Regions from separate parts of the Homo sapiens genome. Here region 2 is linked to region 1. The links are chromatin loops, found by intact Hi-C in ENCODE. Cell type or tissue: sigmoid colon. All regions are shown on one strand. Each heading gives the region's core, and the rest is flanking DNA. Links, peaks and the distances in the headings are about the cores only.

Region 1 (15,883 bases), core at 2,784-10,783:
TTTCATTGATTTTTGTAGTGATACACTTTGGTTCGTTTCTCATTTTCCTTTGTATACCTTCCATAGGTTTGTTTTTGTGGTTATCATGGGACTTACATAAAATAGCTTATAATTATAACAATGTGCCTTAAGCTGATGACAACATGAGTTCAGTTGCACACACAATTGCGTATTACTCCTCCTCTCCATACTTTGTTATTGATATACCAAATTGCATTTTTATTGTATCAATTAGCATATTTTTATAATTATAGTTATTTTTTATACTTTTGTCTTTTGACTTCTATACCAAAACTAAAAGTGATTTACACACAACTGTTATAGTATTATAGCATTTTGTATTTGTCTATATATTTACTTTTATCAGCAAGCTTCATACTTTCATATGCTTTGTCTTAATGTTTAGCATATTTTTTGTTCCAACTTGAAGGACTTCCTTTAGCATTTCTTATAAGTGAGGCCAAGTGGTGACAAATTTTCTTGCCTTTTATTTCTTTGAAAAAGTCATTATCTCTCTTTCATTTTTGACAAGTAATTTTGCTGAATATGACATTCTTAATTGGCGTTTAGTTGTCATTTTAGTACTTTGAATATATCATCCCACTTTGTTCTGGCCTGCAAAGTTCCTGCTAAGAAATCTGCTGATAGTCATATATTGCTCAATTGTATGTGATGAGTCACTCTTCTCTTGCTGCTTTCAAAATTATTTGTTTATTTTTGGCTTTTGACAATTTGGTTATAATATGTCTCAGTGCTGACTTCTTTGGATTCATCCTATTTGGGTTCCATTGGACTTCTTGAACCTGTTTGTCTATCTCCTGCACATATTTGGGACATGTTTGGCCATTATTTACTTAAGTAAGCTTTCTGTCCCTTTCTTCTTTTTTATGAAACTCTGATTACGAATATATATATTATACATTCGTAATATATAAATATATATGAGATATATATATATATATCTCTCTCAGGGAAACCATTCATAAGAATAATTTTCAAAGGAGACAGAGAAAAGGTTCCTCTCCATTTCATTCTAGCCAAAGTTAACCTAAGCATTTAGAAGTTTTGCTTCCAGGTTTGTACTGCTTTTATTTATTTCCCTATGTTTAATATATATATAGAGAGAGTATATACATTTATAGTGTGTGTGTATGTGTGTTTTGATAGTGTTCCCATAAGGCCCTTAGACTTTCTTCAGTCTTTTCCATTATTCTCTTTTCTTTTTGCTCTTCTTACTGGGTAATTTCAAATGTCTTCTAGTTCACTGATTTTTTATTCTGCTTAATCAAGCTTGCTGTTAAACACTGTTAACTGAAAAATCACAAAATTTATAAATTTAGAAAGGAGAGGAGACTTCATTTCTTGTGAAAGTTACAGCCTTCAAGGTCACTATCCACAGCTGGGAAGCATAGCACCTGGCAAATAACGGAGAAAGGCACTTTGAAGGAGCGGGGATTAGGGTAGGAGCCTTATGCTGAGTGCGTTGACTAACATACATATTCAACAGGTTACAGGAGGAGCTACAAATATTCAAGCAGGTGATTCTGACTCAACATCTCATTGCATTACAATTAGGGCTTATATTTCAAAAAGCGAAGAGGGACATGAAGGCACTTAAGTGCATAACCTCTAAACTGGCTAGAACAGGTCCACAGTTGGTAATCTTATCAGACAAATTAGTTTCTTGTCTAATTAAAGCTGTAGTTATGTATGACTTGTAGAACAGAGTGGTCAGTTAGTCAGTGGCTGGTGGTAGAAGAGCTGAAAGTTTTTTTTGAGATACTGCTTATCTCAAGACCAGTGTTTGTTTAGCTGCTAAAGAAAAAGAAAAATCTTGTGGCAGTTAGAACATAGTTTATTTTTTAAGTGTAGGGGATGCATGACTTAACTCTTGCCTGGCATGGCCTTGGGTCCTGTTTATAATTTGACATTTCATTGCCACAAAGAGTTTGTTTTGTCAGTCTTAGATCTCTATTTTAACATTAATGCTGGTCAGTCATTGTGTCTAAACTGCAAAAGAGAGGGTGTATAATAAGGCATGTCTGACCTCCTGTCCCATCATGGCTGGGAACTCAGTTTTTAAGATTTCTCTATAGTTTTTTTGGCCAAAATGGGGTCCATTCAGTTAGTGTGGGGTGGGGGCTTAGGATTCTAATTTTAGTTTACAATATTAGTTATTTTTTTCAGTTCATTTACAACATTCTTCAGCTCCAACACTTATTCTATTGTTTTTGTTTGTATCTTTTTGTTGAAATTCTTATTTTGCTCAGTCATTGTTTGTATGAGCTCATTGAGTATCTTTTAAAGTTTATTTTGAATTCTTTGTTGGGTAATTCATACACTTATTTATTTAGGGTTGATTTCTGGAGATTTGTTTATTTTTTTTTTTATTGGAGCATTTCTCCCTGTTTCTTCCTGCTTTTTTAAACTTTGCGCTGGTACTTACACATTTGAAAAAACAACCACCTCTCCCAATTTGTACACACTGGATTTGTACAGGGAATGATATCATCATTAAGATTGGCTGGGGATTCTGGAGCCCTCTCAAATCTTTTCTGTGATGTGTCTTCTTTGGACTTTTGCATGTAGATTCTTAATTATAGAGATTTGCTTGTTTCTTTTTTTAGGAGCTCATAATCTCTGGCTCCCTCTGATGTCTGTCTGCTGTACCATGGGTCCTCTAAAACAGCAGCATGCTCCCAGCTCGTTCTTGTTCTCAGCTTCCCCCAAAGAGCTAGAGTATGCTTGTTCCATCAGCACCCCAAGTTGAGTTAGACAAAAACCAGTTGCTGATGAAAAGTCAGAAAGCTTGATATATATTCCACTCTTCTCTTTCTCCCCTGAGAGGCCACTTCAGCCCTATATGCTCTACTGTAAGCCCTCTGAAGCAGCAATAAGCTTCCCATCTCTATTTTGTTCTCAGTGGCTCCCAGAAATCTAGAGTATGCTGGCTCCAATCAGTGCTCTGAGACAGGTGAAACAGAAGCCAGTCCCTCAGGTACCTCCCAAAAAGTCAGAACATTGGACATACAGCTGAAACTTCTTTTTTCCTCCTTAGGGAGAGGCTGGGAGCTAGGAGTTTCTTCCCAAATGTGTGGTGCTGTGACAAGGGGAGAGATTATGGTATTAAGGTGCCATAAATTTTTCTAATGGCTTTGATATGGCTGATTTCTGCATTCACTTGGGGTGCAGAAGCCTCTTAACTGGTTTCTACTTTATCATAAAGGGAATTGGTCTATATATTGTTGAATCAGTGTTTCCACTGGAGGAAAGAAGTGTCTGGGGCTTCATACTCTACCATCTGGATAATGTCAGTCTCAAAGTGTGCTTTTAAGGTCATGGCAACAAAGTGAGGTAAGGCATTAATACCAAGATCCCTAGTATGGAGCAAACCCAGGACAGAGAGATTGGTCCTGGTGATGTCATTTGGTCATTGAATTAAGCTATGCCTGAAGTCTACACATGCATTTATGCAAACCAATTAGTTCTCTTTTTGTTTAAGCTATTTGGCCTAGGTGCTCAGTTACTTAGAATTTGAAGAGTCCTCAGTGATAAAGTTGTGATGTAGGATTTTTTTCTTTTTAACTGTATTCTGTAAATGTAGTTATTACATAATGAGTTCTTTGCTCCTTGTAATGCTATCAAGAATTATCGTAACCTAGTTTTAATTTACTATTTCTGTCCTCATCTCTTGCTACTTTTGTTCCATGCACATATGCTCCAGCTACATTATTCTACGCTTTGTCTGCAAGCATATAATTACATGCTGTATGATTTTTCATGGTATTCTTTATTTTTTCCTAAAATGCCTTCTACCACCTCATGGCTATCAAAAAACTAGTTAAACACTATGGACAAGCTTAAATATCCACTTATGGGTGATTGTCAGGATCAACCCTCTGAACTGCTGAAATTGTGTTCACATTATTATAATTCAATAATTCGATATTTTTAATGAGTTGAGGGACCCATTTGCTATCACATTAGATAAGGAGCCCCTTGATGGTAAGACCCATATCTGTTAATTTACATGCCCATTATTGAATGCTGGCTGACATTCAATAAATATTTAGTGAATTAATAAACAAATGACCACCTTAAGTGGAAAATAGCAAGATGAATGTAAAGGTTTATAGTCAGCAAACTAGTCAGAGCTCAGCAAATAAATGAAAGAATACAAAGAACTTCCTTGACCTTGAAGTTATCTTTCAGACTTTAAAGGGGCCCTTTCCACTTAAGCAGGCTTGTTATTTTCACAGTTTTATGAAGCAATATGAACCTGTTGGATTTCTTTTCAAAGCATAGTAACTAGACCAGTATTGACATCCTTAAAAAAAAAAACAAATTTTTCTCCACCATTTTATCTTGCCTAATGAAAAACCCATTCATTTAGCCTTTTGGCAATTGTTATAACATGCACTCTGGGATTTTTAAGAATAGTTTTCAAAGGAAACAGAGAGGTGGTTCCTCTCCATTTCATTCTAGCCACAGTTAACCTAAGCATTTAGAAGTTTTCCTTCCAGATTTCTACTGCTTTTATTTCTTTTCCTATGTTCATTCATCACCATAGATGCTATGGTAGGAGAGAAAGCGGTTTCAGTTGCAGAACTTGCTTCCTGTTAATACTTCCATTACAGAACATTTTGGAAACAGATGCAATGACTTAAATATAATAATAAAAGTAAAATAATTATATCCAGACAACTAAAGCCAAGTGAAAATAATTTTGCAAAGTGAATTTTTATTTTCCTCTTCATATAATAGATACATTGATATCAGTCCTTACCTCTCTGCTCACATCCATTAGTTTAATAAATAATATTGGAGATATAATTTGCATGGTAATTTTATGTAAACATGTAGATCACTATGTTTCACCTCCATTGCAAAAACATGACTTATTATTTCATGTATTGTAGTGACGATGCTCTCTAAACATAACAATTTTATATTGAAAGCACATTACATGACATAAAACAGAAATTTGTTTTATTTCACAAATGCCTGCAGCGTAACATATTTCCACGTTATTCAATAGGATCCAGAAGTGTATTTAGGAGATGGCTCACAAAATTCTTTTCACTGGCTTAATAGCTTTTTGAGAGAGGAGACTGGTTCCTAATCATTTTTATTCTATTCACAGCATGAAGTTCACAGTGAGTAATAAAAAGTTTGATCAAATTAATGAACAAATGAACGTATTGTAAAAAATAGTGTTAAAAACACAAAATTGCCAGGCGTGGTGGCTCACGCCTGTAATCCCAGCACTTTGGGAGGCCAAGGCGGGCAAATCACGAGGTCAGAGATCGAGACCATCCTATCCTGGCTAACATGGTGAAACCCCGTCTCTACTAAAAATACAAAAATTAGCTGGGCATGGTGGCGGACGCCTGTAGTCCCAGCTACTCGGGAGGCTGAGGCAGGAGGATGGCGTGAACCCGGGAGGTGGAGCTTGCAGTGAGCCAAGATCGCGCCACTGCACTCCAGCCTGGGCGACAGAGCAAGACTCTGTCTCAAAAAAAAAAAAAAAAAAAAAAGAAAAAAGAAAAGAAAAAACAAAAAACACAAAATTTGGGAACAAACTGAGCTTTAGTAAGCATTGTCTATAAATATTTGAGGGAACAGAAATGAGAAGCCAACATTGGTGAGAGCACCACCCAATAAAGAGCTTGATAGATATAGTCACCGGAGAAACTTATTTTAATGTTTCAAAGGTATCAAAACAATAAATGAAACCAAATAAAACTTAAAAATAACAACCAAAAGGAAAGTCTTCAGTCTCCACGCAGTGCTTTGATGTAATATATTTATGTTTTCTTCCTCCTCAGGCCTCACTAAAATAGTTGCATAGGATGGTACAGTTCTTTCTCTTAAAGTACTTCTGTACTAGGTAATTTTTTTAAGTCTCTTCTATATATAATTTATTTAAAGATATAAAGGGCCTCTAGGGCTCTCAGGGACCTCCATGTTTTGGCAAGGAAGAGAATGAAAACAGAAGGTTCCTAAAATTATGGAAACTATTTTTTGGGTAACTTAAAGCAAAACAAAACAAATGAACAACAAACAAAAGTAGAGAGATATAAAAGATATCCCTGAAACTGTTTAATCTGGTGACCTTTCTTTACAGACCAAAAGAGCACTTCTTTTCTAAGATTGACATAAATGCATAAATTGTGCATCCTAAACCTTACTGGAGTTATCTAATTCTACTATAATGTCACTTCCAATTATGGGACAAAAAAAGTCAAATCTTATTCTTGCACTTCCTGGTAGAGATATTTTTCACCTGTATCAGGGCCTAGAATTGAAACTGGAAAATAAGCTACAATAGAAACTGAACTATGAAATTGAACTACAGAGTACAGAAGCCAGCTCAGAATACAATTCGTCTGTTTTTACCAAAAACCATGTTCCTGGGAACATACACCTGTTTGCATGCTAAGAATCTTGAAATTTAAAAAAAAAGCATGATAAAATTTAGGAAGAGGACAATTTTTTTTTCACCATTCCCCAAATCTATTGGCCATTTACTCCCCCAATTAGTTTTTCCAAACAACTTTAGAAGATCAACACAAGGTTCAATTGATTATCCTACTTAGATAAGGAATTGTAAATTATTAAGTTTGGCTTTGAGACTTCACTTTACATTTGCACATTTATACTTACATATATACCCATATCTAAAAAATTGCTTTCATTTTTAAAATAATCCCACAGTCAAGTAGTACACCATCATCCAAGCAAGACTGCTTGTGTGAAGATAGACACCTGGTGGTCAATATGTAGAACTGCAGCTCAGGAAAGACCTAGATTTCTTTGAGGTTGTCTCTTGTTTTTTCCCCATTTCCCACTGCTTTCTGGGTACAGATTGCTGTTGATGGTGGACATACTGCAGCTGTGTGTGAGTGAGTCTCAAGTTCAAGTCAAGAGATTTCCAGAACAGTTACATCAACTCCATGAAAGCTTCAGGTCACAAGTTTTCTGAATTATTTGGAGAGCCAACCAATGTAGCATGCTAAGAATTTTTAAAAGTTACTAAAATCTCTTAAGCAAGAAGTTGAACAGGAGCCTCAGTGTTTGGGAGTAAGGGTTAATCTCCACCTACAAATTTCTGCATTTCCTCTGTCAGGATAATAAGCTTCTGTTTCCTTTGGGGAAGAAAAAAGAAGTGTCGATTCCTTTGTCACCACAAAAGCAAGCATTTTGAGCTTTTAAATATGGCCCTGCCCCTGAACCGACCCTGCCTCGTGTCTAAGTGCTTTTCTCCAAATTGAACCTCACAAGACAAAAATACATAACTTAAAGAAATGGCAAGCTAAAATCTCTCTATTTTTTTGTTACTCCTGGCTATTAATTTTATTCTCTTCAATTTTTAAGTCTTGAGATAAGCTTCTGGAAGCAGATACAGAATAGTTTCTAACTTTCTCAGAGTACACTTGGTTTTAGACAGGGAGTGGAATCATAGCATGGGTTCTCACTCTACTTGCATCGGTAAAGGAGGAGGAAAGACATGCATCAGAAGGACAAATGTGTGAGTTGGCTCTATGTCTGATGAAGTGACACACTACAGTGCCGGAGATGCCCTGATTTCCCATTAAGCTACTACAGAGAAAGGCATAGCTTAGTCGCATGGGCTGAATTCCTTATGGTACAATTATAGGCACAGTCACACCTGAAATGACCAGACATCGTGGTCAGAATGCCCTTTGCTTAACTTCTATTGGGCCTTTGCTCTGTGCCAGCCACTGTGCACAGGCTGCCCCAAATCATGCCACAAGCCCTGTCTTTCTTCTTGTTTCCAGTTGGCCCAGATGGACACACAGCATCCCAGTCCTGGCAAGCAGAGGGCTGGGGTGTCCTTGCTTGGGTCTAACCCTGGCCTCCCATCCTGTTTCTAACCGATGTGTGTACTCATATACATACATCATCATGTGAAAGTCAAGGCCTTCTCCAATATTTAGAGGCTGACTGGTCAGTAGTTTTATCACCAGAAAGAAGAATGGGAAAAGATATCAAGAAACCTCCTTTGTCATGAGAGAAACATATTAATTTGGATTGAATAATGTAGTAAATATAGTGACCCCTCTTTCCATCCTCAGTCAAATTAATGTGAACTTCTGGCCAGGTTTGGGGACACTGGAAGAAGACTTCCTCGTTGCGACTATGAGAACTATCATATCACAAGAACCATTTAAATGTCAGATGCACAATCCTCTTTCTGAAACCCTTGTGAACAAATCCACTATTCAGAATTCAGAATTTTCAGACGGTAGATATGTAACACAGTCTATACATTGAATATTGTGGAATACTCTGATCAGGGACTGGAGTAGGACCCCTAATTCAACACATGAAGAGTTCTATTACTGAATGTGTGGTGGTCACATCAGTAGGGATAAAATAAACAAAAGTAGTCTCGCATTGGTTCAGATCAGGCATTATCATCATATGATTCTAGCACACATGAAAAAACACTTGCTTATCAGACTATTTTTGAATATTTGATGGTGGATAGCAGACTGCGGTTCTGCCTGTGTGTGATGCAAGAGACATTCCCAGGCATGCAGCCCTGTCCAGAAGGCTCCTACAACTCTCCAAAATCAATAGGGCAAACTACACCACCAAGAAGGAAATCTATTATCAAGTAGCCCATTTTCTTTGTTCATCAAAAGGCAATGTATTCATCATAAAACTGTAAAACTTTTAGAAGAAAACATAGAAAAATATCTTCATTATCTGGGATTAGGAAAGGAATTTTAAATGATGCAAAAGCATGATACAAAAAAGAAAAAATGAAATTTTATCAAAATCAAAAACTTTTGCTCTGCTAAATCACTTCCAAGAGAATAAAAAGACAAGCCACAGACTAAAAGAAAATATTTTCAAATCTCCTATCTAACAGAGAACTTTATATCCAGATTACATAACAAACTCTCAAAACTCAACAATAAGAAATCAAATAACCCAATTAAAAATGAACAAAGAGATTGAACAGATGCTTCACCAAAGAAGACACAGGAGACTCCCCCACCATCGCCTCCTTAACCACAGGGGATACATTTCAAGACCCCCAGTGGATGCTTGAAACTGTGGATCGTACTGAACCCTAAATAACTACTCATAATAAAACAATTATAATAATTTACTATAATAAAAGTTATGTGAATGTGGTCTCTCCCTCATCTCATACTGCACTCACTCTTCTTCTTGTGATGATGTGAGATGATAAAATGACTATGCGATGGATGTGGTGACAGTAATCTGATAAGTGAGATGCCTACTCAGTGACTAACAGGCAAGTAGCCTATACAGCATGAATACACTGGACAGAGGGGATTCATGTCCCACGGAGCAGGGCTGCGCAAGATTTCATCACACTGCTCAGAACAGTGTGCAGTTTAAAACTTACGAATTGTTTGTTTCTGGAATTTTCTATTTAATATTTTCAGGACACAGTTGACTGCTGGTAACTGAAACTGCAAAAAGAAAAACCTTGGATAAGAGGGGACTGCTGTATAAAGTACGAGAAAAGATGTTTAATACCACAAGCCATTAAGGTAATGTGAATTTAAACAACAGTGAGCTACAACCACACACCTATCAGAATGTCCAAAATAAGGGCAGGCGTGGTGGCTCACACCTGTAATCCCAGCACTTTGGGAGGCCGAGGCAGGTGGATCAGCTGATGTCAGGAGTTCAAAACCAGCCTGGCCAAGAAGGTGAAACCCTATCTCTACTAAAAATAGAAAAAGAAAAAAAAATAGCTGGGCGTGGTGGCGCACGCCTGTAATCCCAGCTACTCTGGAGGCTAAGGCAGGAGAATTGCTTGAACGCGGGAGGCAGAGGTTGCAGTGAGCCAAGATCGCACCACTGCACTCCAGCCTGGGCAACAGAGAGACTCCGTCAAAAAAAAAGAATGTCCAAAATAAATACTGACAACACAGAGTGTTGACAAGGATGCTGAGTAAGTAGAATTCACATACATGATGGCTGGAATTGGAAAATGCTACAGCAACTCTGGATAATAGCTTGGCAGTTTCCTTATAAAGTGAAACATACATCTACGCTATAACTCCACAAGGCCGATCCTGAGTATTTACCCCAGGAAAATGAAAATGTATGTTCACATGAAACTGATAAACAAAACTTCAGAGTAGCTTTTTTTTTTTTTTTTTTTTTTTTTTTACACAGTAGCTTCAAACTGAAAATAACTTGAATGTCCCTCAATGAGTGAAAGGGTAAATAAACTGTGATACCACATATGATGGAACACTATTCAGTCATAAAAAAGAACAACTTAGATAACTCTGTGCTGAGTAAGAGATGCCAGTTTCAAAAGACAAAAGCACAATGGTGGAGAAGAGATTAGTGATTGCCAGGGATTATGGTGGAGGGAGGGGTGAATATAAAGGGACAGCATGGGGAAGCTTTGGGGGGTTATGGCACTGTTTCGTATCCTCTTTGTGGTGGTTACACAAATCTATACATATGTGGAAATCCATAGAGCTGTACATCAAAGAAAAAAGTCAACTTTACTATAGGATAATTTGGAAAATAATTTTTTTAAAGGCCAATGCATTCCTATTTGACTTTTCTATTCACAGTTTGTTGTCAATCTCTTCTTTACTGAACTGATGACATCCTGTTTTCACTAACACTGCTTGCCTGGCGGGGAGATATGAGGCATGTGTGAGGCATTGCAGATACAAAGATGAGTCAGGCAGAGGCTCATGCACAGGGCTCACCACCTGGGCAAGGAAATGAGACAGGGAAGTGAAGAGACGTCAACAATTTATGCTACAGAAATTCAAGGGGTGAGAAATCCCTGATCACTATGGGAAGTGTAAGCACAAAGCGTGTTTTCTTAACTCAACCAAGAAGGAATAATTGGTTCTGTTTACTGTTTCCTTACCAAATATATTTTTTGGTAATTTTGAAGACTCCCTTGCTTTGACCAAAAAATATTAAATTTAAAAATCTCATTAGTTGATAGGAACAGTGCCTGCTGGGTTGTAAATTTATTGAAACATGGCCTGTCCTAACCAGCACTCTGACACATAGAAGTCCCGTCACTCATTATATAAATCCATTTATTAAATAAATGGATGAAAGATAACATCATGAGCACAATATTTGAATCATTGCTAGTCATTGCGGTATTATTTTGTATTTAGTTGTCATATTCATCAGTATAGCTTCTGTCATAGTCATTTGGAGATGAAACATATTTTAATTAATATGTGCCCACTTCATTCTGAGGCTCTGTAGGTGGCACTCCCCAGGGGAAAGTCCCTAAAAGTGAGTCACCGTGATTATTCATGTCCTGTGGCATCAGTCTTTGAAACCAATATCTACAGGAAATAAATACCAGGAATGTGAATGCAGATGCCTTGAGAAGACCACTAATCCTGCTATGATAAGTAACTGGGCAGTTATTCAAGTGGGGTGTTTTTAGTGCCATGGAAACAGACAGAGTCGGTGTTTTCCAAGGGAAAGTGTTTTAAATCCAGAGTCCTGCCTAATCTGGATATAAATATGCTGACTGTTATGAATCTAGCTTCCTAAACCAAGCCCTACCTTAATTTCCTCATATGTGAGGTAAAGGTCACCCACCACAGTCTGGTGTGAATTCATGGCAATTAAGGTTCTTACTTAGAAGAAGTCATTATTTTTATTCCCATCTGGGCAGAAGTCAAGTTCAAAGTCAGAGTTGTATCAGGGTTCAGCTTCTGTGATCAGTCAGACCATTTATGTTTAGAAGTGAGTTTTCTAAAGTAAGTGCTAAGTATTTTAGGCAAAGAAACCCAGCTGTGAAAATACTGCTAACATTTGTACAGTTGTTTTATATGTGGATTTATTTTTACTTGCACTTACTTTAGTGCGATTCTTTGCAGAGAAGTTCCTCTTCCCCTCCTCTCCTTCCCCGTCACTGCCTCTGGCTGCCTCTCGTGGGTCATTTGAGAAATGACAGTCTCTCTCTAATCCTTATGGGTCACAAGTGTTCTGCATCATGGCACACCCTTGACTAATTAGCATTAATAAGTGATGCTGGGAGAAAGAACCCTGGAGAAAAAGCAGAAGGCTTGTTTTTGCCAAATTGGAATTGACCCAGCTAGCAAAATTTTCCAGCGTACTTTCTTACTCTCTTGCCTCTTGTGTGTTCTTGCTGCCTAAACATACGTTTCTGACATGAGGTCTTGGACAGCCCATGAAATACACTGCCCTGCATACCTTTTGTTCCAGGGGGCATGGGGACTTTATTTATTTAATAAACTTTTCCTAAACTGTTTACTGTGTGCAGGCCATAAGGGATAATAAGACATCATTTCTGCCTCCTACCTTTTTATGTTGTTTTAGCACAGATATGGCAAAGATATATCTAACTATATATTAGTTATTGAGCACCTACTGTGTGAAAGGCATTGGGCTAGGTACAAATAGAAGAGCCTTGCAGAATAAACAGGACTTCAATAGGCAGGGAACCAAAATAGGACAGGCCAGGTAGGCTGCGCAGTAAAAGGAAAAGCTCAAAGGCAGGAAAGTAAAAGTCCAATTAGAGGGCTCTGCGTAGGGAATCCAAAGCAAAAGGGCTTAGTGGGAACTTCTGGGTCTATAACCAAAAGCAGGGTTTCAAAGAGATATTTACTTCATCCATGTTCATAGCAGCCATATTCATAATAGCCAAAACAAGGAAGCAACCCAAATGTCCATCAGTGGACGAAAGGATAAACAAAATAGCCTTAAAAAGGAAGAAAATCCTGCCATACACTACAACATGGATAAGCCTTGAGGACAGGATGCTAATGAAATGAGCTACTCATCAAAAGAAAATACTGCATGATTCCACTTACATGATATAGTTGAGAAATCACAGTCATAGAAACAGAATATAGAATGGTGTTTTTCAGGGGCTGTAGGGGAGGAGAGAAAGAGGAGTCATTGTTTAATGGGTATAGAATTTTAGTTTTACAGGACAAAAATTTATGGACATGGATGGGGTGATGGATGTGCATTATGAATGTATTTAGTAACACTAAACTGTACACTTAAAATGGTAAAAACTGTAAATTTTATGTGTATTTTACCACAATAAAAAATGGAAAAAAATGGGCATAGTGGAAAAACTCAGGGTTCAAATCCTACCTCTTTCCCTTATGCACTGGTTCTTCATATACAGACTAAAAATAACAATTGCACTTTTCAGGGTTGTTGTAGGTATTTAAGAAAATCCACTTAATACATGCAGGCGGAGGTTAAAGATAGTTTTTCGTATTAGTCAGTTTGACTATAGCAAACAATTTATGAAGGAGAACATGGAAAATGAGGTGGCAAAAGCAGTTTAGAGCCTCAAGTGAAATGCCTTGAATGCCTATCTATAAAATGGAGCTTTATTCTGTGAACAGTGAGGAACCATTGATGGTCAGTGAACAAAAGAGTGACATGGTCATGGAACTGTTTTCAGAACAATGAGGAGCAGATTAGGAGCAGAGAGAGAAGGGACTCACCAAATAGCTGGCAATTGCTGCAGTGGTTCTGCTGAGAAAGTGGAAAGGAAAAGGTTTATTTGAAGTGACGGTACTTTGCTATGGGAACATTTTTATTCTACTTTAAATAAAATTCAAAGTTATATCAAGAAAACTTCAGGTAAAATGTAAGTTAATGTTTTCCATGCTTGATCAATTCCCAATTTTTTAATCAAACACTACATGTTTGGTGACAAAACATAAATGTGATGTGGCATCCTTCCATCAGCACACACTTTGTGTGTTAACAAACAGCAAGACGCTGATTTCATAAATCCCAGACCAGACAGCACCTCAGGTTCTGGGAACCTTCTGCCTCTAAGAGACCACCCAGCTTTCAAGGGTCCACACAGATCTAAGTGAAAAGCTATAGGAATAACCATTTTGGAACCAGGTTACCTCAAAGACTTTCAGATGTTTATTTGGACATTTAGGCACATTTGGAAGAGAGCAACATAATGTCCCCAAAGAGGAAATCATTGAATAAAGGCGTGTGTTAAAAAGAATTGTGCAGCCATTAAAATAGTGTGTTTATGAAACAATGCTCATGGTATATTAAATAAACTAACCTAGGAAAAAATGTTCATTAGGTTATCATTTCTGTTACAAAGTTAAACATATATGAACATACTATTATGTGTATAGGTAAAGAACTGAAAGAACACACATTACATTTTTTTTTTTTTTTGAGATGCAGTCTCGCTCTGTCACCAAACTGAAGTGCAGTGGCACGATCTCGGCTCACTGTAACCTCCGCCTCCCGGGTTCAAGCGATTCTCCTGCCTCAGCCTCCCGAGTAGCTGGGACTACGGGCACGTGCCACTGCGGCCAGCTAATTTTTTTATTTTTGGTAGAGACGAGGTTTCACCATGTTGGCCAGGGTCTGGATCTCTTGACCTCGTGATCCACCTGCCTTTGCCTCCCAGAGTGCTGGGATCACAGGAGTGAACTACCGCTCTCAGCCCACATTATATTTTTAACAGCGGTAGTCTATGACTGAAGAAATTATGATGGTTTTAAATGAGAGATTACAAACTGACAGCTTAAGGTTGCGTTTGACTTCTGGACATTTTTGTTCACTTAACCTTTTCTGTTCTGTTACCCCTCTTTACACTATTCTCCAAGGACCTACTCACTTTGTGTATATTTTGATTACCTGCCTGAGCACTGTAGGTGTTCCTGGGTGAAGTTTTCACCTTTGCGCTTTTCTACAACAAGCAGGCTTTAATTTTATATAAGAAAAAGCAAAAGTTTTAATAATTAGCTTCAATTTGCAGTGTGCACATTAGAATTAAAAAAATTTCCTTTAAAAAAATTAGATAAATCATTGCAGTCTGGCCTGGGTGAAAGAGCGAGACTCCGTCCCCCCCCAAAAAAAATTAGATCAGTCATTTCCCTTCTACTGCCCTTAGTCCTAGGGTACAAGAAATAACAGCACACTTCCCATCATCCCCATGGGAGACTCCTCAGCTGATAGGTCTCTGTATGACCAGCTCCACCTCAGCCCTTGTTTTTGAAGGCTCTAAACATTCTGATCTTAACACTTGGGGTGGAAAACCAGAGTAAAATATTTATCTATGCATGATGGTCAGTATTTAAAGTGGGAGAATAATAAAATTATTATTCAATACATGCAATTTTGGAAGGTGTAGAATCTTTAAAAATATGAATCGCTTGAGTGAGGAAAATCAAAGCAATTTTCGGTGGTGGTACATTTAATATTCATTTAATCCAAGAACTTCATTTTACAAATTGGGAAATTAATAACCAAAGACATAAATCAGGTAAGACTTGATTAATGAAATACTGAATAGAATACTAGGTAGATCTTATGCAGTGGTTACTGGGGACCAGGCCCTTATCCATGTGAGCTGCAGACTCATTCAATCCTCTCAGCAGCCGGCATGGTAGGTGTGACTTCTGCCATAGTGTTTGTTCTGTTTCCAAATATATTAACAGAGATGTACAGAAGCAGCAGTACAGACTTTAGAGCTGATGAAGAACTCATTGATCACCTTTCTCAATGTCCACTTTTATGAGTAAGGAAACAGAGGACGATGCATATTTGATGACTTGCCCAAAGTCACTAGCTTCTAAGACTAAAATTCCAGCATCCTGGCTGTTTTCCAGGTGTTCTTTCATCACATTATGTTCCCCTCATCTGTGAACTGAAAAATAAAATAGTTAAGACCGGGCACGGTGCCTCACGCCTGTCATCCTAGCACTTTGGGAGGCTGAAGCTGGCAGAGCACCAAAGGTCAGGAGATCGAGACCAACCTGGCCAACATGGTGAAACCCCATTTCTACTAAAAATACAAAAGTTATCCAGGTGTGATGGCGCATGCCTGTAGCCCCAGCTA
Region 2 (15,883 bases), core at 3,589-11,588, 1.0 Mb after region 1:
GACTCGGTCCTCCTTTCTGATCACCTTACTAGGTGACATCACATTCAGCTTTTATTCATTCATTCAATAAACACCTACTGAGTGCAGCTAGAGCACACTTTCCTCTGCAGGGCCAAACCCAAACTCTTTCAAGGCCCAACTCTCCATGAAGCTTTTCCAGTTATCCCCCATGGACGTGACCATCCCCTCCTCCTCACTTCATTTTTTCCTCTCTTTTAGCACTTAATCCTTTTAAGTTCAAATCATAGCTTAAAGCTTCCTGAGGACAGAACCAGTGTCTGATTCATTTTTATGTTTCCCACAGCATCATCTCTCACACTGAGTGTGAAGTCATTAAATAGTGTGGAATGAATAAAGGAAAACTTAGGATGAAAAGCAGGAAAAAGCAGCTCTCTGGGCTTCTCATCACCAGAGCCTGTTTTTAAAAGGTAGCTAGGAGACCATAAATTGAACCGTCTACAAAAATTATTTTGTACTTAGTTTATGCACTGCACAAACCAACACATAATTTTTTTAAATGAGAAAACCCAATGTCTTCACCATAGGATCTAATAATCAAGAAAAAGGGAAGAACCCAGTGCCCGTTTGCAGTCCTGAATGCTGCTCCCCCATCCCTGCTCCAGGGTCACCGAGCTTCTAGTGAATCCAAGCACCTAACTGCCACCAGACTCCCTGTGGTTCTGCTGAGGCCTTCCCACTGCCCACAGTGCTGGGGTGAAACCTGCCTTGCCCTCCCTAAAACTCTCACTCTCTCATAAAGCTTACCATCTCATCTCACATTTCACCATGATTTGGGGGCCACAGAATGAATGTCCCCATTTCCTCCACTTTATCCCCATCCTTTTTCCTTCCACCACATCTGAGAAGACCAACCACTCTCCCTTCCAAAGGCCCTCTTTCCTGGGCTCAGGTTATCCTCCCCTGGTTCTGACTTCCCCAATCTTGCTTTCCTCCCTCCAGCCTTTTCCCCTCTTCCACTTATTAGGACAATCTCTACTCCTGCACAAACTTAAGCAGTTTACTTAACCTCAACTATAAAAGCTAAGGTAATTTTTGGTTTAGGTTTTTCTTGATTTTTCAGAAAGACAGGCAGGATCTTGCTCTGTTGCCCAGGCTGGAGTACAGTGGTGCAATCATGGCTCACTGAAGCTTTGAACTCCTGGGCTCAAGCAATCCTCCTGCCTCAGCCTCCCAAAACAATGGGATTACAAGCATAAGCTGCTGTGCCCAGACAAAAACTAAGATAATAATAAAACTCATCTCTCAGATCACACGTGAGAAAGGATTTGCAAAGCAAAGAGCTTACAAAAATGTTAGGCATTTTCATGTCTTCCTGTGGACAGAGATCACCATTTTTAATTCCTCTTTGGATCATCCACAATGTCTTTTAAAGGGTATGGCATATAGTAGGAATTCAATAGATGAGGCACATATTGGCTTAATGAGTAAGCCCTGGTATGAATGAATCAAAACCCGCACATCCATTTCACTGATCAATTTATCTCTAAGTGAGAGTGTTTGGCCTTAACACCTTACTCTCAATCAAGTGAGAAAATTCCTGCTGGGTGGACCCCCTCTCTCAGAAAAGAGTCTTTTGGGTCAAATTGGTAATGAAGTTGTAATCTGAAACAGTTTCACACCTGAGCTCCTAACAACTCTAGGAGAAAATTCAGCTGTTGGGTGTGGCTAAGATTCATAAATATCATCAATTTGTTAAGAACTTAGATTATAATCAACCATAGAGCTAATCTGTTAGTTACAGAACACTGTTTTGGGGGGTATTTTGGTTATTTTGTTTTGTTTTGTTGAGACAGCATCTTGCTTTGTCACCCAGGCTGGAGTGCAGTGGCATGATCATGGTTCACTGCAGCCTTCCTGTGCTCAAGAGATCCTCCTGTCTCAGCCTCCTGAGTAGCTGGGACCACAGGTGTGTGCCACCATGCCCAGCTAACATTTTTATTTTATTTTATTTTTTGCAGAGATGGGGGTCTTACTATGTTGCCCAAGCTGGTCTCAAACTCCTGAGCTCAAGTGATATTCCTTCCTCTCCTCCCAAAGGATTGCAATCACAGGTGTGACCCACTGCACCCAGCAGAACATTGTTTTAATGCTGTGGTATATAAATTTGTTGATTTCTTTAGGCCAGTGCATATATATTACTTGTTGATGTAAATAATCTGTTATATGAATTTGTTGGTTTTGCTCATCTGTGTACCCTAGGTCTTCAGAAGCTCTGATGAGCAGGGTGTCACATATACCCAGGCCTCCCCAACGTTAAGGGACAAAACACCTTTCCTATCACACACACTGCTGCCCCCTTAGACTGCCATCCTATACCTTGCTTTCCTTCTCTTATCAAACCCCCGTCACAATAGCCTGCAATACTCCAATATTTGAAGCTCCTGAAATATCATCAGTTCTGCTCCACTCAGCTGCATTCTCCAATGACCTAATTACCAAATTCAGCGCATTTTATTTGATTTTCTACAATGTTTCAAACTGCTAGCCAGCCCATCTGTTTTGAACCTCTTGCCTTCTTTCCCAGACAAGATAACATCTCTGTGCTCCCATTGTTCCTCAGCCCCAACCTGCACCTCATTTCCCAAACTTCAGGCCCCAGCTGCTGATCCCCTAGGTCCTAGGGGCTCACACACCCTTTGGCTTCAGCAGCAACTTTTTTTTTTTTTTTTTTTTGAGATGGAGCCTCACTCTGTAGCCCAGGCTGGAGTACAGTGGCACAATCTCAGCTCACTGCAACTTCCGCCTCCCAGGTTGAAGCGATTCTCCTGCCTCAGCCTCCTGAGTAGCTGGGATTACAGGCATGTGCCACCACACCCGGGTAATTTTTATATTTTCAGTAGAGATGGGGTTTCACCATGTTGGCCAGGCTGGTCTCCAACTCCTGATCTCAAATGATCCACCCACCTTGGCCTCCCAAAGTGCTGGGATTATAGGCGTGAGCCACCATGCCCAGCCCAGCAGCACCTTAACGAGGACACACATCTCCAACTCAGGCCTCCCCCAGGCTGCAGCCTGGAATGTCCAGCGGCATGTGGAACTCCACCTGGGTGGCCTGCAGCTCAGCAGGCCCAACACAGGATCAGTCTCCAGTTTCCCAAACCAGCTTGTCCCTTGACTCACATTCCTCATCAGGAGCCAGGCTCTGTTCTGTCACATATCCCACAAGAACAGACTGGGTGCCCACCCTGTGTGGGCATTGCCCAGGGGCGGGGGCTGCAGCATTGAACAGGACAGGGCCGCTGTCCTCATGGATGGGGGAACCCACACGGTAAGCCAAAAATAAACATAAAATATTACATCAGGTGGTGATGAACGCTATGAACAAAAATACAACAGGCTTAGGAGATCATGGCGGGGAGGCCTCCATTTTCTTTTCTTTTTCTTACCATTTTAGGAGTTTATAGTGTTTCACACAGATATTGAACACTCTGGGTCAAGATGAGCTCATTCAGTAAGGGAACCTGGAGAAAGAAAAGAAGCAGGGGACCTGTCCCGGGATGTGTCGACATTCAGAGATTTGGAGGAGAATGAAAAGGCACCACACCTGGGCCAGGTGTGGTGGCTCACGCCTGTAATCCCAACACTTTGGGAGGCTGAGGGAGGTGGATCACCTGAGGTCAGGAGTTCGAGACCAGCCTGGCCAACATGGTGAAACCCCGTCTCTACTAAAAATACAAAAATTAGCCAGGAGTAGTGGCACACACCTATAATCCCAGCTACTTGGGAGGCTGAGACAGGAGAATCACTTGAACCCGGAGGCGGAGGTTGCAGTGAGCCAAGATCACACCATTGCACTCCAGCCTGGGCAACAGAGTGAGACACCATCTCAAAAACAAACAAACAAACCAAAAACAGAAAAAAAAAACAAAAAGGCAGCCTGGAGACAGAAGGAGCTGTTGCTGCCTGAAAGTTAGAAGAAAATCAGGAGTGCACTTTCCCAGAAGCAAAGCAAAGAAACATCCCTAGAAGAGTCGGCGGAGCCCAGGGCCCCAGTAGGGTGAAGACAGCATCGGCCATTGGCTTTGGCAACCTGGAGCTCGAAAGAGGAGACAAGGGTAGTTTCAGTGGTGCATGGGAGGGAACCCGTGAGAGAATGGGAAGTGAGGGATGAAGCAGACACAGCAAGAGCACACAGCCCTTCTCAGGAGCTTTAAGAGAAACAGGAGCAGAGAAATGGAGCAGGAGTTAAAACTAAGTCTAACATGAGGCGTTTTATGTTAGGAGATTCCAGCATATTTATATGCTGATGAGTATGAGCCAGGGGAGAAGGAAAATGTGAAGATGTCAGGGAAAAAGAAGTAATTGTAGAAGCAAACACTTGATTGGAGGGAGGGTTTAGGAACCATAGCACACATAGGGAGTTTGGCTTGGGACGAGCAGAGAGTTTTCTTGAACTCCTCCCTTAGATCCCTAATCACTTATCTCTAAGCTATACTCGTGACATCTTAAATCTTGAATCAATCACCAAATGTAGTAATTTATTCACCCCATAGTATTGATCATCTTTTGTCCCTTGATTTTCATTCTCACTGCCGTCATTTGGTAACTAAATTATCACATCTTGGAGAATCACTTGAACCTGGGAGGCAGTGAGCCGAGATCGTGCCACTGCACTCTAGTCAGGGTGACAGAGCAAGACTTCATCTCAAAAAAAAAAAAAAGGTAAAAGATGTTTGTTTTAATTTTCAAACCATAACCACACTGAGCCCCTACCTGCCCAGAGCAGCAGGATGACCAGTCTCTTTCCATAATTCCCTTCTCCAAATACCCTGAGTACAGATAAGGTGGCACCTGCAGTCCATGGATCAGCCTGTGAGAGACTCCAATGCTCCCCTTGAAGCTACAATCACTGATGTCCAGACACTGGTCTCTGCTGCCTCCTGTCCCTTCCCTGCTAAGGCAAGGGCCTGGGGTCCCTGTTGGAATCCAGAGGATGAAGCAGGGCAAAGACAAGCCCCCAGTAGCTAGCCACAATGGTCACCTTGCTCATCAACATTCAGCAGACAGGGGAAGAGGAGGAGAGATTGCCCAGGGAGATTGTATAAGCCAGGCCTGGAAGGGATACCCATGGCCACACCTAAAGAGCCTGGAATATTTGGTCTAGCTGTATTCCCAGGAAGAAGAGAAAACAGGTTTGTTGGGTGGTAGTGACACATGATCATCTTACGAACCTGGGATAATAATAGATGTTGCATAAGGACCGGCTGAGGATACGAGATTATAGGTGACACAAAGTTTCTTAGCATATTACTTGGCACTTACATGATGGGCAAATGATCAGCTTCCTAAGTCTTCTCCCTTTTTCCCTCCTCCCTAGTCTCTCTTTTCACCAATCCTTTCTACCATTTGTTTCCTCATTAGTATTTCTAAAAGTTCTACTTTTCTCAAGTCATTACCTACTCCCCACCCCAATCAGAAAATGCTGGTAGTTCCCCCATTGCCTTCAGGACGAAGTCCAAATTCCAGAACCTGGCATTAAGTCTCCCACCCCAAAGGGATCGCTCTTCCACCCCTATTCCCATCATGAAGCTGCTCTATTCTCAGAACACACCAGGTGGGTTCACTGCAAGTGTAATGTGTCCCATCTCTGCCCCCACCCAAATCTTATTCATGTTTCAAAAACGAATTCATATCCTACCTTTTCCATGAGCCTCCTCTGACCACGCAGGCATCCCTTCCTCAGTTGAAGTCCTGTAGCACACATCATTTCTTCTCACTGGACATGTGTGACATTTCTTCACATTATTCATTAACTTCCGTCTGTGTGAATCTTCCTCCCACAATGGTACTGGAGTTCCCTAAGGACAAGAACCATGCCTCACTCTAGATTGCCTAGCACAGTCCTTTTTGCAAAAAAGATGATTAAATAAATGTATTAAAGCACACATTTCAAGAGTAAGATGTACTAGGAAGAGCTCAGATCTGAGCTTTAAATCCCAGGTACAACATTTGCAAGTTGCATGGTTAGAAACTTCTAAGTCAGAGCTAATTACAGCTACCTGACAGGGGGGTTTTGAGTATTAAGTGAGATAATGTATATAAGGCACCTAATATGTACCTGAAGCACGGTGGGCTCTCAACAAATTCCCTTCTCCTGCCACCCTACCTGAAACTGACATAGAATGACAAGGGACAAACCTGTTAGGAGACAGGCAAAGATGATAAAGGTACTTTCCATTCCACAGCTCAGAGATCCTGTTCCAGGAAGCATCTGTCTTGACAAGGTGTGAGGACTCTAAGGGAGGCTGAAACTCTAAGGGAGACAATGAGATGCTAACAAGCTGGAAATCAGATGCATTTCAAGAACCATTTACACCCCAACAGGCTGACCTCAGAAGGGCACTCGAGACTGCCCACTGCTTTGTACTGCAGGAAGGTGAGTGTTCAACCCTAAAGAGGCGCTGGTCCAGGAAGCCCTGGTTCAGTATCCCAGTGGCTGAGGTCTGACCTGTAGCCTGTTCTCAACCAAATGGAGGAAGATGGGGGGTCACTCAGGCCCAGACCAGAAAGCAGGCTCACCGCCCTCTTACTTGCTGTCAAATTTCCTAACCAGTCATTAGAAGAGTCACTCTGTGGGACACCCAGTTGAGTCCATGCTATTAATAACATAATAAATGTGTGCAACTCAGGATAAAAATAATTCTCTGTACCTACATAGAAGGATGTGTGCATGGGCCTGTATGTCCTTTGAAGCACCATTAATGATTGAACAAGAATTCATTGCACCTTTTTTTTCCAGAGCAGCCTCTGACACTTTATAATCTGAGAAAAAAATGGCAGAACTTCTGCATCTCATGTGGAGCAGTTGAGTTTCCTGCCCACTTGTTTTCTCAGATAAACCCGAGTCAGGCTCCCAACTCTCCAGCCCACCCACCCAGGACTTTGCGCAGAGATTTGCCTTCATTTCCTCATCTGTACCCGGTGTGACAACACTTACCTTGCAGGTAGTCATGAGCATTAAATAGAGGAAACTAATCTTCCTAAAGTGCTGGTATCGTGCTTGCTGTTCCAACCCTGATAGCCATCATTACATTATTACAAGTCAAGCTGAAGGGCAGGAGAATAAATTGTAAGAATTTATTAAGCGTGGGTAGGGACCGAGTCTGGGCAGCCACAAGCAAAAATGGGAAAGGGATTCGCATGGTGGGAATGGCATTTGCCCATCTCCATTTTCGAGGCCTCTCTCTGGGTTCAACAGTTCTTCTAAGATCACATATGGCTGTCTGGCCACTTTAGTTGTAAGCTTTCTCTGCTTCCAAGAGATGTGAACTCATTTCAAGCAGCTCATTGGCAGCCCTCCTGCCCATTCTATGCATATTTTACAGAGGAGAGCTTTGAAGCTTAAGCAAAATGGCATTTGCAAGGTCACAGAGCTCACTGGTGGCAGAGCTGGGATACAGGACTATTGGATTCAAAGCCCCCCACCCACTCTTTACCTCCCTCCCCTTTCTAAAGCATGACCCACTGGAGCTTTCACGGTGGGGGCTATAGATTGTGGAAAAAAGTGGCAACATGACTGTGAACTTGCATCTGATCCAGTGATTCCAAATTCCCTTACAATTGAGGCAGAGACTCCGCCAAAGGGACTGGTGAGCCCTGTGACTGGCCCCATCACCATGACAACACTCCTGTTCCAGCGCCTCAAGGGATCTCCACTCTCCTACCTTCTCACGTAGGTGGGAAAGGTGGCGTCCTCACCTACATGTACGGCCAGGACTCCCATAATTTAAGAAGAGCCAGCTAGATCACTAAAATGGTCTCCATGCTACACGTTACAACTGCACATCTCAGCACCCAAAGCCTTCACTGGAGAGAGAAAACCGTGCCTGGGTGACTCGTGACTCGACATTGGCTCCGGACGTGTCAGTACAGAGGAACGTCGGTACCGGATCCCAGACATAGGGCTGAGCCCAGCTGGTTCTCATTCTCTTCTGGGGCCAGGCCTGCTGCTGGTTTCATTTAATTGAATATTTTGATTGTTTGATTTCTGTAGCCAGAAGCCTGTAGGCAGTAAATGCCCTTTTCCATCAGTTCAAGAAAGAAAATGTACCTGCCGAGGTAGTATCTGCTTCGCTGAGCTGCTGACTTATTTTAAGAACTAAATCTTTCCTGTTACTATATTTTTCACTCTGGGGTGTGCGCGCTCCAAGACTGACAGTAACTCAGGTCTAGGACAGGAGCGTCCTCTCGGCGATGACTTAGCGCCACCTACTGACCACTTGCTCAACAGCGGCCACGTTCAGCAACCACGGTGATCTCGACAGACACGAAAATGTTCTGTGCTCTCAACGAGAAGTTCTGCATGTATTCTTCCCTTCTCACATAGCAGAGCTTGCCTAGCAGAATTGTGCTCCTTTTATTTTTTAATATAAGTAAGTTAAGACACAGGGCTCCAGCAAGAAAGCTGAGCAAGTTCTCCATTTGGCAACTGTTTCATACTTCCCGACTTTGGCGGCTGTCATTTATAAATGATGAGCTCATGAGTGAGGAGGCTGATGCAACCCCCAGGGGCCCAAAACACAAGCATGGAGAAAGACAGCCCTCCTGTGGGATCTGATGCAATCGTCTTGTCTTCTTTAGGCTTTGATACCAGTGTTTCTAAACTTTAGGTGCAAGATTATCCTCACAGCACCTCTAAGGAGTATAAACCCCAGGGTTATTACTTACCGGTTACCACAGCAACTCATATGTAAAGAGTTGGAAAGTCCTTCCTCTGTGGTGATTGAGAGTAGACATGGAGCTGTTTGCAACCCCCTAAACACATTGCCCCCTTGCCACACAATAGCAAAAATTGAGAATTATCATCCTGTCACCACCCAGTGGCTCTGGGCCCTCAAGCTCCCAATTACTTACAGATATCTACAGCAGAGTCTCTTGACCTTCGCACCATCGGGTCAGATAGGTCTTTGTTGTTGGGAGGCTGCCTGCGCATTATGAGCATTTAGTAGTATCCTTGGCCTCTACCCACTGGTGTCACTGGCACCCCACCACTGTCCCCAAACCTCCACCCCTGTTATAACAATCAAAATACCTATAGACATTGCCAAATGTTTCCTGGGGGTACAAAATCACCTCTGCTTAAGAACCACCTATCTGGAAGGCAAATACATGGAATATAAGAAGAACAACAACAGTAATAATTACTAGTACTGCTATCATTTAAAAGGTAAAATTGCACCACCAGCTAATGGATAAGTCATCGGCTTCCTAAAAGGCACTAATTACGTGCTGAGACTTTTATGGCCTTATCTTATTTAGTCTTCACAACCAAGAAACCAGTCTGTGTTGACAAAACATTCACATTACAAGGAAACTGAAGATCAGAGATGCCAAGTAACTTGGCCAAGGGTGCAGAGCTGTCAGTGGCTGAACTACCATTTGAAACCAGACTTTCCTGACTGTAAAATCTGAGCCTGTCACCACCTCCAGATCCTGAGGTCACATAGCACAGATAGTTCTGGAACAGTCCTCACTCTCAAAAGTTCTGCCAGAGTATGCTAGCACTATTCAAATAATATATCTAGATTTAGATTTAAAGACATAAAGACTGTAGCTATCCTCTGTAAGAAATTGACCCAAAGTGTGACTGCTGTGGAGGTTTTCCAATAGGGGAATAGAGCGGGCCAGAGTCTTGGCCAGTAATTGACTGTATGGCCTTTATTTGGGGTCAGTTACTTAAGCTCTTGAAGTCTCTTCTTGTTCATATATAAGATAAAAAATTTTGTCAGAGCAATGGTACTCAACTCTGGCTGCACATTAAAATCACTTGGGTAGCTTTTTGCCATGGTTTGGATCTGTGTCCCCACCCAAATCTCATGTAATCCCCAATGTTGGAGGTGGGGCCTGGTGTGAGGTGGGATTGGATCATGGGGGCAGATTTCCCCCTTGGTACTGTCCTCAAGATACTGAGTTCTCATGAGATCTGGTTGTTTAAAAGTATGTGGCACCTCCCTTCTCTTTCTCTTTTGCTCCTGCTCCTACCGTGAAGACATATCTGCTCCCCATTTGCCTTCTGCCATAATTGTAAGTTTCCTGAGGTCTTCCCAGAAGCCAAGCAGATGCCAGCATTGTGCTTCCTGTACAGTCTGTGGAACCATGAGCCAATTAAACCTCTTTTCTTTATAAATTACCCAATCTTGGGTGTTTGTTTGTGGCAATATGAGAATAGCCTAATACAGAAAATTGGTACCAGGAGTAGGATATTGCTATAAAGATACCCAAAAATGTGAAAGCAACTTTGAAACTGGGAAATAGGCAGAGGTTGGAAGAATGTGGAGGGCTAGAAGACAGGAAGTTGAGGGAAGGTTTGGAACATCCTAGAGAGTTGTTTAATGGTTGTGATTAAAATGCTGACAGTGACGTGGACAGTGAAGTCCAGCCTGAAGATGTCTCAGATGGAAATGAGGAACTTATTGGGAATGAGTAAAGGTAACCTTTGCTATGCCTTATCAGACAGCTTAGCTGCATTATGCCCCTGCTCTAGAGATCTGTGGGACTTTGAACTTGAGAGTGGTAATTTAGGATATCTGGCAGAAGAAATTTCTAAGCAGTAAAGTGTTCAAGATGTGACCTGGCTGCTTCTAACAGCCTATGCTCATATGTATGAGCAAAGAAATGACCTGAAGTTGGAACTGATATTTAAATGGGAAACAGAGCATAAAAGTTTGGAAAATTTGCAGCTTGGCTGTGTGGTAGAAAAGAAAAGCCCGTTTTCAGGGAGGAATTTAAGCAGGCTGCAGAAATTTGCATAAATATAAAGGATCCAAGTGCTAATAGCCAAGGCAATGGAGAAAAGGCCTCAAAGGCATTTCAGAGACCTTTGCAGCAGCCCCTCCCATCATAGGCCCAGGGACCTAGGAGGAAAGAATGCTTTTATGGGTTAGGCCCGGGGACTCTGCTGCCCTATGCAGCCTCAGGACACTGCTCTCCACATCCCAGCCACTCCAACTTCAGGCATGGCTCAAAGGGATATAGTACAGGCCACTGCTTCAGAGGGTGCAAGTCATAAGCCTTGGCAATTTCCATGTGATATTAAGCCTGCAGGTGCACAGAGTGCAAGGATTGAGGCTTGGGAGCCTCCACCTAGATTTCAGAGGATATATAGAAAAGCCTGGATGTCCAGGCAGAAGCCTGCAGCAGGGGCAGAAGCCTCATGGAGAACCTCTACTAGGGCAGTATGAAGGAGAAATGTTGAGTTGGAGCCTCCACAAAGAGTCCCCACTGGGGTACTGCTTAGTGGAGCTGCACAAAGAGAGCCACCGTCCTCCAGACCCCAGAATGTTAGAGCCACCAACAGCTTGCACTATGTGCCTGGAAAAGCCACAGTCAATGCCACCCTGTGAGAGCAACCATGGAGGCTGAACCCTGCAAAGTCATAGAGGCAGAGCTGCCCAAGGCCTGGGGAGAGCACTCCTCACACCAATGTGACCTGCATGTGAGACATGGAGTCAAAAGAGTTTATTTTGGAGCTTTAAGTTTTAATGACTGCCCTGCTGGGTTTTGGACTCGCATGGGGCCTGTAGTTCCTTTCTTTTGGCAGATTCGTCCCTTTTGAAATGGGAATGTTTACCCAATGCTAGTATCCTCATTGTATCTTGAAGCAAATAACTTCTTTTTTATTTTTTAGGCTCATAGGTGGAAGGAACTTGCCTTGTCTCAGATGAGACTTTGAACTTTGGAATTTTGAGTTAATATTAGAATGAGTTAAGGCTTTGGGGGACTGTTGGGGAGGCATTATTGTATTTTGAAATGTGAGAAGGAAATAAGATTGGGAGAAGTGCCAGGGGTGGAATTATATGGTTTAGATCTGTGTCCCCACCCAAATCTCATGTTGAATTGTAATCCCCAGTGTTGGAGGTGGGGCCTGGTGGGAGGTGATTGGATCATGAGGTCAGATTTCCCCCTTGGTGCTGTCCTCAAGACAGTGAGTGAGATCTCATAAGATCTGGTTGTTTAAAAGTGTGTAGCACCGCCCCTTTCTCTGTTGCTCCTGCTCCTGCCATGTAAGACATATCTGCACCCACTTTGCCTTCCACCATAATTGTAAATTTCCTGAGGCCTCCCCAGAAGCTAAGCAGTTGCCAGCATCATGTTTCCTTTACAGCCTGCAGATCTGTGAGCCAACAAAACCTCTTTTCTTTATGGATAACCTAGTCTCAGGTGTTGTTTTATAGCAATGTGAGAACAGCCTGATAGTTTTCAAATGGAATGCTTAAGCCCAACCCCAAATCATTTAAACTAGAATCTCTGGGTCCCAGGCAATGATATTTTTAAAACCCGCAGGTGACTCTAATAGGACAGCCAGAATGGATACCCATGAGGCTGATGAACAGTAAGACCCTTCAGTTCTGTTTTTCTAACTTAGGTCCCAACTCTCCCAGGATCAGAAGCCATTCTTTTCTCCCTTACTGGGATCCATTCTGGGGGGTGGCTAGTTTCTCTGTCTCATAAGGCTGTCCCAAAAGCCTTGATTAATTTCCTGGAACTTTCTGACTGTCTCAACTGTCCTGCAGTCCCTGAACTGACCATTCCCAGCATCTCATTCTACCACCAAGAAGTATTGAAATCCCATCCCACTCTCCTGTGGTACATATGGGTTGGAAACTTCTACCAAAAGCTGCAAAGAGCAGGGAACATGACAGAAGACAGCTGTGTCTACTGAAAGACTATCTTCTCCTTAGCCTCGTTGAATGCTTGCCCTGTTTGACTTTAATAAGGTTAATTCTAATCTGTAGCTTTTCCGGAGGTGAGAGAATCTCCCCTTTCTGAACATGACTCACTGGCTTCTATTTCAGCTCCCAAAGAAGAGTGTTAATGTCTCACTCAGCAGGTGACTGAGAGAAGCTTTGGCCTTATGAGTCCCATATTCTTCACCCTTTTCTATGCCTCCTGTCACCCCTATTTCTACAACAGGAGAGCTTCGTGCAGCACTCTAAGATACAACTAACAATAAAAGTAATTTATATCACTTACTACTCTCCAGATGCGAGGCTCTGCATAAAGTGTTTACATGCTTCATTTCATTTATTCTTCACAAGTCCCCACATGAGATGGTATTATAGTTATTACCATCATCATTCCCATTTTATAAATGAGGAATCTGAGTAGACTGTACTGCCTGTTCCTCTTCCTTAGCACTGGTCCCCACAGTCCACCCATTTTCTGAATAATGTCTGTTTTCCTACTAGTCTGTATGCTTGGCTAGAGCAGAGACCGCATCAGGATTGGCTGATCACTTAATCCCCAAACTGGCGGAGCAGAGCCAGAACTGAGACATGAGCAGGCTGGCCCCCAGGGCCTTGTGTGCTCACCCTCTGCTCTCATGGAAGGTGAGTCTGCAAAGCTGAGAAGTGGGTTCCTGGGAGGTGGGCAGGCCCTTGGGGTATGTATGGGTCAGGAAGGCAGTGGAAGAGAGAGTTTTAGGAGGAAAAGCAGTCATCGGCACCACGTGCTGCCAAGACACCAAGGCTTCACCCACATAGAGCTTACCTAGTGCCAATGAGGGTCATTTTGGTGGAGCTGTAGGGCCAGAAGACAGATGGGGCAAGTGGAATGTGTGAAAGGTAAGGGTCAGAGTGAATGTGTGGGGACAACTCACTGGAGTTGAAGGGCAGTTTTTATTTTATTTTATTTTATTTTCCACGAGAGAGACACAGAAGCAGACGGGAAGGATCCAGTTGAGCATGAGAGGTTGAGTGTCCCAGGGATAAAGGGCATAGTGGTCCTGCAGGGGTCCTCAGAGGGAAGAGAGGACTGGGCCAGGCTTGGTGGCTCATGCCTGTAATCCCAGCACTTTGGGAGGCCGAGGTGAGCAGATCACCTGTAGTCAAAAGTTTGAGGCCAGCCTGACCAACATGGCAAAACCTCGTCTTTACTAAAAGTACAAAAATCAGCCGGGCATGGTGGCAGGCATCTGTAATCCCAGCTACTCAGGAGGCTTAGGCAGGATAATTGCTTGAACCCAGAGGCAGAGGTTGCAGCGAGCTGAGATCATGCCACTGCACTCAAGCCTGGGCGACAAGAGCAAGACTCTGTCTCATAAAAAAAAAAAAAAAAAAAAAAAAAAAAAAAAAAAAAAAAAAAAAAAAAAAGAGGGCTCTCACTGGGGAGAGATAAAGCTCCTCTACCATAATCGAAGGGCAGGCAGGAAAGTGAACCTGGCCGCACAGGTCCAGGTGGGCAGTCCCTGAAGGGAGGTGAGGCTGGACCTGTGCTGACCTCTTTGCACCCAGCAGCACATTATATCCTGAAAGTGTGTACCCTCCTAGCTCCACTTCCCAGGTGAACAGGAGCTTCAAAAGTTAAGTAATTTTCAGAGGCTGGGAAGGGGGACTGAAGAGAGGTTGGTGATATACTCTGGTTCTGTGTCCCCACCCAAATCTCATCTTGAGTTGTAATCCAAATTATAATCCCCATGTGTTGGGGGAGGGACCTCATGGGAGGTCACTGAATCATGGAGATGATTACCCTCATGCTATTCTCGTGATAGTGAGTGAGTTCTCATGAGATCCAATAGTTTTATAAGGGGCTTTTCCCCAGTTTTGCTCGGCACTCCTCCTTCCTGCTGCCATGTGAAGGACATGTTTGCTTGTTTGCTTCCCCTTCTGCCATGATTGTAAATTCCTGAGGCCTCCCTAGCCCTGTGGAACAGTGAGTCAATCAAATCTCTTCCCTTTGTAAACTACTCAGTCTCGGGCAGCTCTGTATAGCAGCATGAGAACAGACTAATACAGTTGGTCAATGGGTACAAACATACAGTTAGATAGAAGGAATAAGTTCTAGTGTTCGATGGCACAGTAGGGTGACTATAATTATCAATAATGTATTGTATATTTCAAAATAGCTAGTAGAAAAGATTAGAAATGTTCCTAGCACATCATTTCACCCATGATGAAGTTCAAGTTCCTTCTTCTCATGAAGTCGCAGCTTTTTTCTGGCACTAGATAAGCTCAAAGGTTCCTTCTGGCCCTTACATCCTCATACCCTCTGACCTTGAGTCTGACTTTGGACAGGACAGTAGAAGGTCTGCTCCCAGGAGGAGAGGATGCACGTGGGACAATGACTCAGAGGAGAGCCAGACAGCCCCTACACCAAGTGGGTGGGAGAGCCTTCCTGGGCTGTCTTCTGTTTCCCACCACCTCAGGGATACCAGGGATTCTATGGGGAAGGGGAGAGGATGTAGGCAGGGGACAAAGGACAGAATGAGGGTGAAGGAGGTGAGAAAGCAAAGCAACTATCTTCTTAAGGCAAAAAGAAGTCCCTTTAACACACAAAACAGCTGAGGGATGTGGCTGGGACTTACTAGTTTTCATCTCCTTTCCCTCCCAACAAAACTGGACCGTGGGATGCCTTCCCTCCTGGCAGTGCCAGAAGCTGGAATCTCTCCACGTGGTTTTCTGCTGAGGGTTGACCATAGACCAGAAGTAAATGCTCAACCTTTGAAGAACATTCCCTTTTATGTTCGTTTCTGGCATTTCACAGTTTCCTAGCACTCTCAGGTTCACTATTGTGTTGAATCCCTCAAAATGCTCTGAAACAGAGAGGCCAAAATTATCACCTCCATTTTACAGTCTTTATAGGATGTCTACTTTATCTTTATTTCATCTTACCATTTAACTTTGTGTCCTTTTTCTTACAGTACAGAAATTGGAATTGAAAAGAGGAGAGGTTCCATTTGTCTATCACATGCTACCTCCTGCTGCTGGGAGATAACGTGCATCAGTATTGGGAGGAGGGGTCGAGGGTGGTGCTGTGCCAACTCAAGGGAATGGAAGAAGGGAAATTCAAAATTCATTTGTTGAAGTCCTAAGACCCAGTCCCTAAGAATGTGACCTTATTTGGAAAGAGTCTTTTCATAGGTAAT

What was found. Hi-C counts contacts between places; a loop is a spot of excess contacts. Peaks named below come from ENCODE experiments on the same cell type or tissue, not always from the same donor. Only the 100,000 strongest peaks of a DNase experiment are listed, where the experiment ranks them.
Region 2: a loop joins it to region 1, with 4 times the contacts of the local background. A loop is called at or near these places in 7 of 110 quality-filtered maps.

The regions. Positions count from the first base shown.
Region 1 is chr1:221,428,840-221,444,722 of GRCh38, forward strand. The region is part of intron 3 of LOC105372932 (a long non-coding RNA gene); the gene reads left to right. Among named protein-coding and RNA genes, the nearest start is that of LINC02817, 100 kb to the left of the region's middle. RefSeq lists an enhancer at 10,865-12,064. In sigmoid colon, for the core only: a CTCF peak has its summit at 6,782 (motif pointing left); a DNase peak (open chromatin) is centred at 6,886.
Region 2 is chr1:222,447,081-222,462,963 of GRCh38, forward strand. No RefSeq gene overlaps it. Among named protein-coding and RNA genes, the nearest start is that of TRT-TGT2-1, 10 kb to the right of the region's middle. RefSeq lists an enhancer at 8,305-8,354. In sigmoid colon, for the core only: a CTCF peak has its summit at 8,234 (motif pointing left); DNase peaks (open chromatin) are centred at 7,891, 8,221 and 8,501; H3K4me3 peaks cover 472 bases.